Regions from separate parts of the Homo sapiens genome. Here region 2 is linked to region 1. A link is a contact called in ENCODE Hi-C data. All regions are on one chromosome and are shown on one strand. Each heading gives the region's core, a stretch centred on a gene start or an enhancer-like site at or near the end of the contact. The rest is flanking DNA. Distances are from core to core; before and after follow the strand shown. Region 1 holds the start of STAM2 (signal transducing adaptor molecule 2). Region 2 overlaps NEB (nebulin).

Region 1 (5,309 bases), core at 2,708-5,207:
TGAAAAGAGCAAACATTTAGCAATGAATGGTAAATAGCACAGAGGCAGAAAACTGGCAAGAAAGATTGCCTGGCTTGAGTAAAGGGAAAAAAGATATGCAAACAAGAACCGGAGTTAAGGCTTAGAACAGACAAGTCATGACTTGGAAATCAATGAATAAGGAAATGACATCTTCTCTGTTAACACTAACCACTGTGGCCCCGTCCCCCATGTTTCACTTTCCCCTTGGAATTCTACAAGAATGGCTACTCCAACCAGGCTCTACCTCAAGATCCCTGTACCCCTCTAACACTTGAGGCCCAGCTGGGGAGAAGAGGTGGGACCTAAGGATATTTTCTTTTTTCCCCTCAGAACACATCAAAGAAATCTTATTAAACAAAACAAAAAAATGAATCTAGATAAAATGTTTAAAGAGTTCTAACACTACCAAATCTAGTATATCCTTCAGGGCTTGTAGGTTCTGATGCCAAGAAAAGACAGGAATTTGCCAGAGTTCCCTACTTCCTAGCCTTTGGCCTGCTTCCATTTGACAAGTCACATATCATCATCAATTCATGAGTGCCTTCCTAAGACATCTTGACCCATCCTTTTCTCAGCCCCTGAGAAAAGGATTCCTTCCTCATATGACTGTCAGAAAGACTGCTCACCCTCCTGCAAGACTCTTCACCTACCAAAAGAGATTAATCTTTAAAGGCCTTTAATCATAAAATGACCATATCATACATTAGCAAAAGGTGGTTACTTCCTGTTGGGAAAGTGCTATCAGAGAAGGGGGGGAGGAGGCTGGGCACAGTGGCTCACGCCTGTAATCTCAACACTTTGGGAGGCCGAGGCGGGCAGATCACTTGAGGGCAGGAGTTCAAGACCAGCCTGGCCAACATGGTGAAACCTCCATCTCTATTAAAAATACAAAAAATTAGCCAGGTGTGGTGGTGCGCACCTGTAGTCCTAGCTACTCGGGAGGCTGAGGCAGGAAAATCACTTGAACCCGGGAGGCGGGGTTGCAGTAAGCCAAGATCAGGCCACTTCATTCCAGCCTGAGAGACAGATTCGTCTCAAAAAAAAAAAAAAAGAAAAAGAAAAAAGAAAAGGTGGGAAGGAGAGGATAGTGTCAACACCTTTACAGAGAAAGCTCCTATCTGAAGGTCCTTGTCTTTTCTTCAGGGACTATGACTATTTTAAATAAAAGAGGATTAAAGCTTCTTGTATATTTGTAGCACTATACTTATCGTACTAAATTACAGGTCTTATGTCTCTCTGTTTCCTCCATTAGATTGAGAGTTCCTTGAAGGCAGGAACTCACAGTCTATTTACTCATTTTGTGTCCATAGATTAACACAATGCTTGACACACAGTAATTATTCAATGTATGCCTGCTGAATGAAGAGTGAACAAAGGAATGACCAAAAAAAAAAAAGGGTAACAAAAATCTGACTGAATCAAAGAGAACAAGTGAAAAAGACAATGACAATGTAAAGTAACATTTCCTGTAGACATCTCAAGTCAAATAATGACTTGCTTTGTGTATGCGTGTGTGTCTGTGGGCGTATATACACACATATATATACATATATATATATATGTATACATATATATATATATTTTTTTTCGAGACGGAGTCTTGCTCTGTCGCCAGGCTGGAGGGCAGTGGCGAGATATTGGCTCACTGCAACCTCCGCCTCCCGGGTTCAAGTGATTCTCCTGCCTCAGCCTCCCCAGTAGCAGGGACTACAGGCACGCGCCACCATGCCTGGCTAATTTTTTGTATTTTGGTAGAAACGGGGTTTCACCATGTTGGTCAGGCTGGTCTCAAACTCCCGACCTCCAGTGATTTACCCGCCTCGGCCTCCCAAAGTGCTGGGATTACAGGCGTGAGCCGCTGCGCCTGACCCTTGCTTTGTATTAACGATTTGAAATGAAAAGTTTTAAGATATTAAAAACGTAATATATAATTTTTCTTCTATGATATACGTGCAAGTCCAATTTGAGCTCTTTAGTATTTCATTCTACTTTTTCTAATTCCATTCTCTTGTCCAGAAGTTACAGGAGGGCCTCAAATTCATTCTTTCACCCTTAAAATGCCTTTGGGGTTCTGAATTCAGTCATGCTTAAGCTAATATGTAACTACTTGAAGCTCTGGCTTATGGCACTGGCCATAAAATAATCTAGACACAGTTTTTTTGTTTGTTTGTTTTTTTAATCTCAACAGCAGTGCCTCCTTTACAACTGTAGGACTAAACTGTGATCCACTAAACCAATGCTGGGGCCTCGGGAGCCAGGCAGGGAAAGGTTTAGAACAGAACAGACAGAGCAACTCTGCCTACTTGTACCAGAGAATTTTTCCATCAGAAAACAATGAACTTTCAAGAAAAATTTATATTGAAGAAAAGAATTCACGGTTTTTAAGTTTTAAAATCATTTGTCTAATTCTATTTTGCGCCTTCTGTTTTATTTCATTAGAACAGAATCAAAGTGTTCATAATAGCAATTTTTTAAAAGTACAGGTTGCACAAAGGTTGTATGATTCAAACAAAAGAATACTGCAATGAGGCGTTCCAAAAGGAAACAGTGAGCCTTAAGAGTGATGTTTCCCAGATTTACGCCAGTCACCTGTATTCATCCACCAAAAAAAAAGTTTAATGAAGTAAGGAACATACATATTTGAACTATTTACATATATTATTTGACTCAAACATGTTTTTTAAAATGGCTTAGGGGATTACACAACGTATCAGAATAGGGCACTTTCTACAGTCTCCTAATAACCAAATGTTAACTATGAAACAGGGGAATTACTGCTGAGATGTGCAGTATTCTTCTGAGTCTCCCCGCCCCAACCCCATTTCCAAGTTCTAAAAATTTACCTAGGGTTCTGTTAACTACTGCTACAAAAACAAACAAAAAACAAACCTGTAGTCCCAGCTACTCGGGAAGGGGAAACGGAGGTGGAGGCTGAGGTGGGAGGAATTCTAGTCGCACCTGGGCAACATAGTGAGACCCAGACTTTCGAGAATACATACATATATTTCTCAGTTTGTTTTAGTGTTACTCAAATTTCCTAAATAATTTCGTATATATCTTATCCATGTTTTTCTCATTCTATAGTCACTGAGAGACCAGCGCTTTATGACTGCAACATGTAAAATACTTGTTGTTCTGGAGTGTTTTGAGACTGGAGATTTCCTTTTCATACTCTAAAACCGAACATCTCCTAGCACCCGCGCAATCTTTGCAATCCGGGGATGAAGAGCAACACCTTTACAATTGTAATAAATCTTAAAGCTACCCTATCAGGGATTGAATGCATGAGTAATATAAATAATGGGGAAGTAAGTTCTTCCTATTCAATGCGGTTGTCTAGGTGTCAAGTGTCTAGTGTTGGGCTTCTCTAGACAGCAGGGTCTCCACTGCTGCATCATCTTCAGAAAACGATGGGGCAAAGACGGAGGTAACCAGCTGTCGAACGAGCAGGAAGTTTTTAATCACCAACTCCACAACTACTTAATCAGTCCAGTCTCCAGCGAGCCCTAGGCTCTTCCCAAATCCTACGCTTGGCAAGGAGAACGGCCCTTTGAGGGTCCCCAAACTCAGGCGGCAGGAAGCACTCCCCAGACCGCTAGCGACGCGCCGAGGTTGCCCCAGAAAAATCCCAACGTCGAAGGAGCGGGCGGCACCGCCCCTCCCCTCCCTTCGCTTTGCTTCCTAGTCCCCGGAGTCGCTACCGCCCACTTTCTAGCCGGACAAACAGCAGTCCAGGGCCAGGCACACAGCAGTCCAGGACCGGGCACAGCACTCACCCACGTCTTGCTCGAAGGGGTTGGCGGTGAACAAAGGCATCTCGCCGGCGCCCGAGCCCTAGTCGCTGCTGTCTAGCTGACACTCAGCAACTGCTACCCGCCGGGTGACCCGCGGCCGCGGCTCCCTAGACCGCTCCGCTTCGGCCTCCGTCCCTGCACTTCCGCCACCGCACCTGCCCGGCTCTTGCCTGACAGGCCGGCTCGGAGTCCACCCTTCGATCCCGCGCTCCTGTCCCAACTTTTCTCCCGGGGCGAGATCCCTCCGACCATGGGCGTCCTCCCAAGGCCTTTGTCGCTGCCCCTGTCCCAGACTTTTGTAGGGGTCAGGCGGCCGCTACGGCCACCTTTCCAGCGCTAGGACCCCGGCTAGCCACGAAGCCGGGGACCTTCGGAGCCGGAAGTAGTCCCGCCTGGAACTGGACGACCCCGGAAGCTGCAGTGCCAGCGGCGGCGCGGCAGGGGGCGCGGTTACCCGTGGTTTTTCGCGTTGGACGACGGGCTCTGAGGGCCAAGTTCTTGTCACGAATTTAGTTTGTTTCAGAGCGGCAGGACTCGTAGCTAGAGAACGAGGACCCACGACGCGTACGCGTTACAGTCCTGTTTCCCTAGAAACGGAGCTGCCGGCGCGGAGGTGGCTTTGAGATTCTGCGAAAGACCTGACTGCTCTTCAACAATTATTGTGTTGCACCCTCCCAGGCGCCCAGTCCAAACCCCGTCAGAATAACCACCCGGGACAGCGGTGGTCGAAGTAACTACGCCTAACTTTTCGCTTTCCATCGTGTCCCCTCCATAAAAACACTGCTGGGCCCCCGGAATCCAAAGGCGAAGGAGGCACACTCCCTGCCTTAGACTTGTTGAGAGTTTTATAGGGGCAGTGCATAACGTACATGATGGTGTATGACGATTCGGATGGTAGTACGAGTCATAAACTCAAATTCCAACAGCATCCAGCCAGGTATTTAAATGAATGCAAAAGCCCAAGCACCCTTCCCACCCACATATTCTCTGTTCCTCTTAGAAAACTGTAGTAATGATTATGTTGCCTGTCTCTCCTCCTCATTAGATTATAAACTCCCTGATAAGTTTTGGTCACTACTATATCCCCAGCGTCTAAAACAGTGTCCCAAGTAATAGACGCTCAATGCTTTTCGAATGAAGCTGTAACTTTCTAACTGAACAGTGCGTATCTAAAGATGTCAACTACTGGTAAATTGCAGCCATTTATTGAAATGTGGGTCCTACTAGAGTTTGCAATTTTTCAATGATGTTTAAATGTTGAGAATTACTCCAACATTTTAAATAATAGATTAATCAAAACCATTTTACAAACTCTAGTATAAAGACCTGATGCTATAGAGAGCTCATACACATTCAGAAAGGTGGTTGCATTTTATAAAGTTCGGGGCACAAATGAGAAGGAATCGTGCAGAAGGGGCTGTTTTTCATAGAACGTTGAACCTAGGGATGTTCAAGATAAATTGGGAGGCCGGGCATGGTGGCTCACGCATGTAA
Region 2 (4,668 bases), core at 1-2,500, 540 kb before region 1:
CCTACACAAATATATCAGGATATATTTTCAAAGGTCCAGGAAAAGTTCTTTTCTAAGATTTAGTTCAGTGAAAATGCCACATTAGATTGATCACATACTCAGAATGGAATTGACAACTCACGTCACTGATGATGTCCCTGGAGGCCTTGGCCGCCACGATGGGGATGGCGTCGCTTCGCAAGTCATAGCCTTTCTTCTTTGCTTCTTCATTAGCAAGTTTGTACAGACTCTAAATTTGGGGGAAAAAAAATCAGATGCTGACATTTATATCTAAAAACTGACAGAGGACTAAGACAATTCACTAAGTTCTCCACAGACAGTGCCTATAATAATCTTTCTTTTGAGAGTTCTAAGCCTTCTGCATGTTTGTTGAAGTGAAGACTCAAAAATGAGGCTAGGTGTGGTGGCTCACACCTGTAATCCCAGCACTTTGGGAGGCAGAGGCGGGTGGATCACCTGAGGTCAGGAGTTCGAGACCAGCATGGCCAACATGGTGAAACCCCATCTCTACTAAATATAAAAAAAATTAGCTGGGTGTGGTGGTGCATGCCTGCAATCCCAGTTACTTGGGAGACTGAGGCAGGAGAATTACTTGAACCTGGGAGGCGGAAGTTGCAGTGAGCTGAGATTGTGCCAATGCACTCCAGCCTGGGCAACAAGAGTGAAACTCCATCTCAAAAAACAAAACAAAACAAAAAAAAAAGATACCCATAAAGCCCAATGCACCTTTATTTTTTACTTTAAAAATTATGTTGAATTAAGTATATATACATATTACAGGTTGTTTTAAAAAATTTTAGTTAAAACAATAAATCCAGTTTAAAAATTACAGGAAAAATTAAGCTGAAACTCATAGTTCTAGCATGGTAAAATGTGGGTGGGAGGGAAAGGCTTAACTGTTGATCATGGCAATCAATTCAACTCACATTTATTCTGCCCTGACCCTGTGTCTCTGACTGTGCGGGGTACTTGGGAATCAAAGATGAGGTTGAGACCCCTCTCAACCTAAAGGTTCCTGGGAGAACTGATGGAGAGACTGATAACCTGTGGAAGCAACTGCTGAAAAGTCAAACCACACTAATAATGAAGAGCTCCAGGAAGGAGTCATTTATTCTGAACTGAGAATCAGGGAAGTTCTTGAAGATGGGGTGACCTTTGAGTTAGACTTTGAGCAGAGTTTCAGTAGACTAAGGTGGCATCAAGTGCAGAGGAAATCACGTGAATCAAGGCACCACTGTGGAGGGGAAGCGGAGGGGTGTTGAAGGAAGTGGGTGAGGCCCCAGGGAGGAGTTCACAGGAGAGGGCTGAGAATAGCCCAGAGTTGGACTGTGAACGCCTCATTCTAAGAAGTTGGTGTTTAATTCTACAGAAAATAGGAAAGCAGCCAAAAAGTTCTCTTCTTTTTAACATCAGAGGGGAGCGCCCATGGCAGCGTCCCAGTCTGGGTGGGTGGAATAGGGGGTTGCGGGCAAAATGGGGAAGGGCACCTGGGCCTCCTGGGACTGGCAGCCGAGTAGCCGCACTAACACATCTCTGAGCTTTTTCAGCAAAGACAGAGTTGAGAAATCCAGAAATGCTGACTAGCTAGACACAGGGGGAGCCCTTTGTTTCCTGAAATTCTTGCACATGTAATGCATGGTTTCCTGTAACAGGACCTATATTATAGGTTTGGCTAATAATTCAGTCCTTTCTGACAGGGGAGTAAGACTTGATGTTTTTAGTTTTTGGTGACAATTAAAAGCTAGCTATACAAGCACTAAAATTACAGTCTCACTTCCAAAATAATTACTTAAGATGGTGGCAATTCCATCTAAATTCTCTAAATTATGCTCTGTGTGTTGATTTATGCTGCCAAATAAACAATATTTTCCTTGCTGGTGGCACAAAGCCAGGTGAAATAACTAACACATCAGCTGACAGAATCTTAGATTCACAAAAATCTCCACAGGCTTATACCCACAGGCTCAGTCTAAGAAGAAGAAATTACAGAGATAAATGCCAATCTTTGAACAGAGATAAATTACCAAACGCATAAATGCAGGATGGAAGAAACCTAACTTTAGTCCACATAAGATGTCTTAGAGTTTAAGTTGGTCTCAAGTTCTGTGTGCACCAGCAGTGACAGCTGCCAATGTATCCTGGGAGCACAGGATGCAGAATAGAGGTCATATGTCCAGAAGAGGAAATACGATAGTTAAGTGTATTCTACATCAGTCATTCCCCACTCATAGTATTTTGCTCAGTTCTGAGAGTCACATTTTACTAGTGATGTCATGTGAGGAATGCCCCGCAGCTTGGGATATTGGATTTGAAGGTGAACCTGGGGTGAAGGTGGCAGGGGAGGCACCCTGGTGCTGCTCTCCATCTCTGGGGGTTGGCACAGATTTGTTCTGTGCAGCTTCAGAGGACTATGTGAGTTTACAGAGAGAAATGTTGTGACTCAATACATCAGAAGCTTTCTCATAAATTTTCCAGAACGAATGGACTGATTTATGAGATCAGCTCCTTGTCACTGGGAACCCTTAAGCAAAGGCAGGTCAAAAACCTATTTGTGGGGAGGGGTACCTTTGCACTAGGGTGGAGGCTTGACTCTCTGCCTAAGCCTCTATGATTCTGGAATGATGGCACGTGGCCCTGTGCACACTGAAAGTGAAAGGAAATGGGCTTGCTAATATTTACACTGACAGATATTTCTCTCTCTCTGTGTGTGTGTGTGTGTGTGTGTGTGTGTGTGGGTTACCTGGTAGTACTGTGGATTTTAGTTCTTGCCTTTAATCTTATATACTAAAAATCTTAAATTTGGATCCTAAACCACACTTAGGAACAATATATGGAAAATATATTTACTACAGTTATGCTTTAGCATAAAGGGGAGATACATGTATAGGTCAATTGCTAATATCCTAACTTCAAAAAAATAATAAAAGAAAATGGTCTACATAATCTCATGGTTACAGCTTAAATAATTAGTTCATGTCATTTGTATTTCCTAAATGATAATTCATATTGCATAAAGTTTGACATTTATGATGGTGATTGAGAAATGCAAGAGTTGTTATTCACATGAAACATGAAAAAGATTCTTTCTAAAGCTGTCATTTGGTATCATGTCATCATAGAGTAGATCAACTGAAATAAGCAGCAGTGTGCAAATGTCAAAGAATCTGCTCTCACCTCACTGTAGTTGATTTTGTTCATTCTTGCCAACATAATTTCTGGTGTGTCTGGCATTATGTGGATCTGAGTCTTGTCTTTGTCCCAGGCTTCTGTGTATAAACGCTATCAAAAAAAATACACAAATTCATCAGGAAAAAAGTTCTGTGTATAGTTAATAGGAATTTTAGGGCCACAAAAACTTTATAAAAAAAAAGAAAAGGTTATGTGTTTTATACACATTATGTGTTTTATGCACATCTTCGGGTAATAAGTTCATAAAGGAATGTGTATTTATAAATGCCTTCTAATAATCTGAAATGTATGTTAACAAAAGGAAAATGAGAATAAGCATATTTTATGCAGACTATTTTTTGATAAAATATGCTACTTTATCAAAATCATGAAACAATGACTAAATATCAAAATATACATGATATATATCAGTTATTAATAGATAGATGAGAAGCCAATAGATACATAGACAGATAGATAGATGCCTTTTATTACTCAATGTTCTTTCTTTCCTCATTAATGTTTCTTTTTTGTTGATTCAGCTTTAGGAGCCCCACTTCGATTCTTAATTTTGAAGTCTCACCTTGTTCATAGTGATGGCATTATTTTTGGCCAACACTTGTTCCAGAGAGTCAGTCACACTGGTAAATTTGAATCTGTCTGGAGGCTGGCGATAGATTTTATCACTCAAAATTTCAGTTGCCCTTTTGCATTTTTCCACATCCAAAGAGCCAATGGACACCCAGCCAATGCCTCTCATCCACTGGAGATCAGACTTGTACATATTCTGTTGACACAAATAGCCAATAAATATTTATCTCTGTATCAGCAATGCATTTTCATCTGAAGGATAAGAGATCAAGTAAAAGCACTCTCAAAATTTAGTTTGGTGGACGGGCCAGGTATCACACAATATTCCTCTTTGGTCTGAAGGGTTAAAGGATTAAAATTCCTGTCGATAAAGGCAATGCTATTTGCCTCCTCCAGGGGCTGGTGAGCTTGTGCCATATATTGCCATTTTCTCCAAGGGGTGTTAAATAATTTCCCACCTCTGCACGTTATTATGACTCTCAGTACTCACATCGCTCTGGAGGTCATAGGCCTGCCGAGCATGGATGACGTCGCTCTGGTCGGGCAGGCATGTCCACTGGTGCAGGTAGTTCTTGTAGTCCACATCGCTGACTAAGGTCTGGCACTTCTTGGCCAGCACCACCCCCAGCATGTCCACTGGGCTGCTGAACTTGGTCTTCCACTTCTCAAAGTCCTTCTTGTACTCCCTGTCACTCTGGATCTTGGCCACGTGCATGGACCACATCATCTTGGGGTCATCACGTATAGCTCGGGCACCAATGTGGTGGCCGAGCTGCTTACGATAGCCTTCTTTGTACTTGAACTAAAAGAAGAAAAAGACAGATAGTCATCTGTTTTAACTTTTAGTAAAAAGCAATCACTAAGCCTAACTTGCTCTATTTATTAAAAAAAAAATTTTCCCTGAATATG

The links. A loop is a pair of places that touch in the nucleus more often than their neighbours do. Pooled maps may share reads with other maps.
Region 2: a map of naive thymus-derived CD4-positive, alpha-beta T cell shows a loop between it and region 1 (6-fold over the local background). The contact joins the enhancer-like site here to the promoter of STAM2 in region 1. A Hi-C loop is called at or near these places in 1 of 168 maps with a recorded cell type or tissue (naive thymus-derived CD4-positive, alpha-beta T cell), 1 of 37 single-sample maps with no recorded cell type and 9 of 50 pooled maps.

What each region holds. Positions count from the first base shown.
Region 1 is chr2:152,171,806-152,177,114 of GRCh38, forward strand. It overlaps STAM2 (signal transducing adaptor molecule 2), which reads right to left and starts at 3,958. Exons shown (of 14, transcript NM_005843.6): 1 at 3,798-3,958. The coding sequence starts at 3,837. LOC105373689 (a long non-coding RNA gene) reads left to right here and starts at 3,728. Exons shown (of 3, transcript XR_923477.3): 1 at 3,728-4,752. RefSeq lists enhancers at 3,496-3,545, 3,596-3,735, 3,896-4,419, 3,896-4,315.
Region 2 is chr2:151,636,106-151,640,773 of GRCh38, forward strand. It overlaps NEB (nebulin), which reads right to left. Exons shown (of 182, transcript NM_001164508.2): 61 at 4,250-4,561; 62 at 3,752-3,955; 63 at 3,175-3,279; 64 at 122-229. Among named protein-coding and RNA genes, the nearest start is that of NEB, 96 kb to the right of the region's middle. Within about 2 kb of position 1,251, at least 11 of the 41 ENCODE cell types and tissues checked have a DNase peak (open chromatin) inside an H3K27ac peak, as active enhancers do.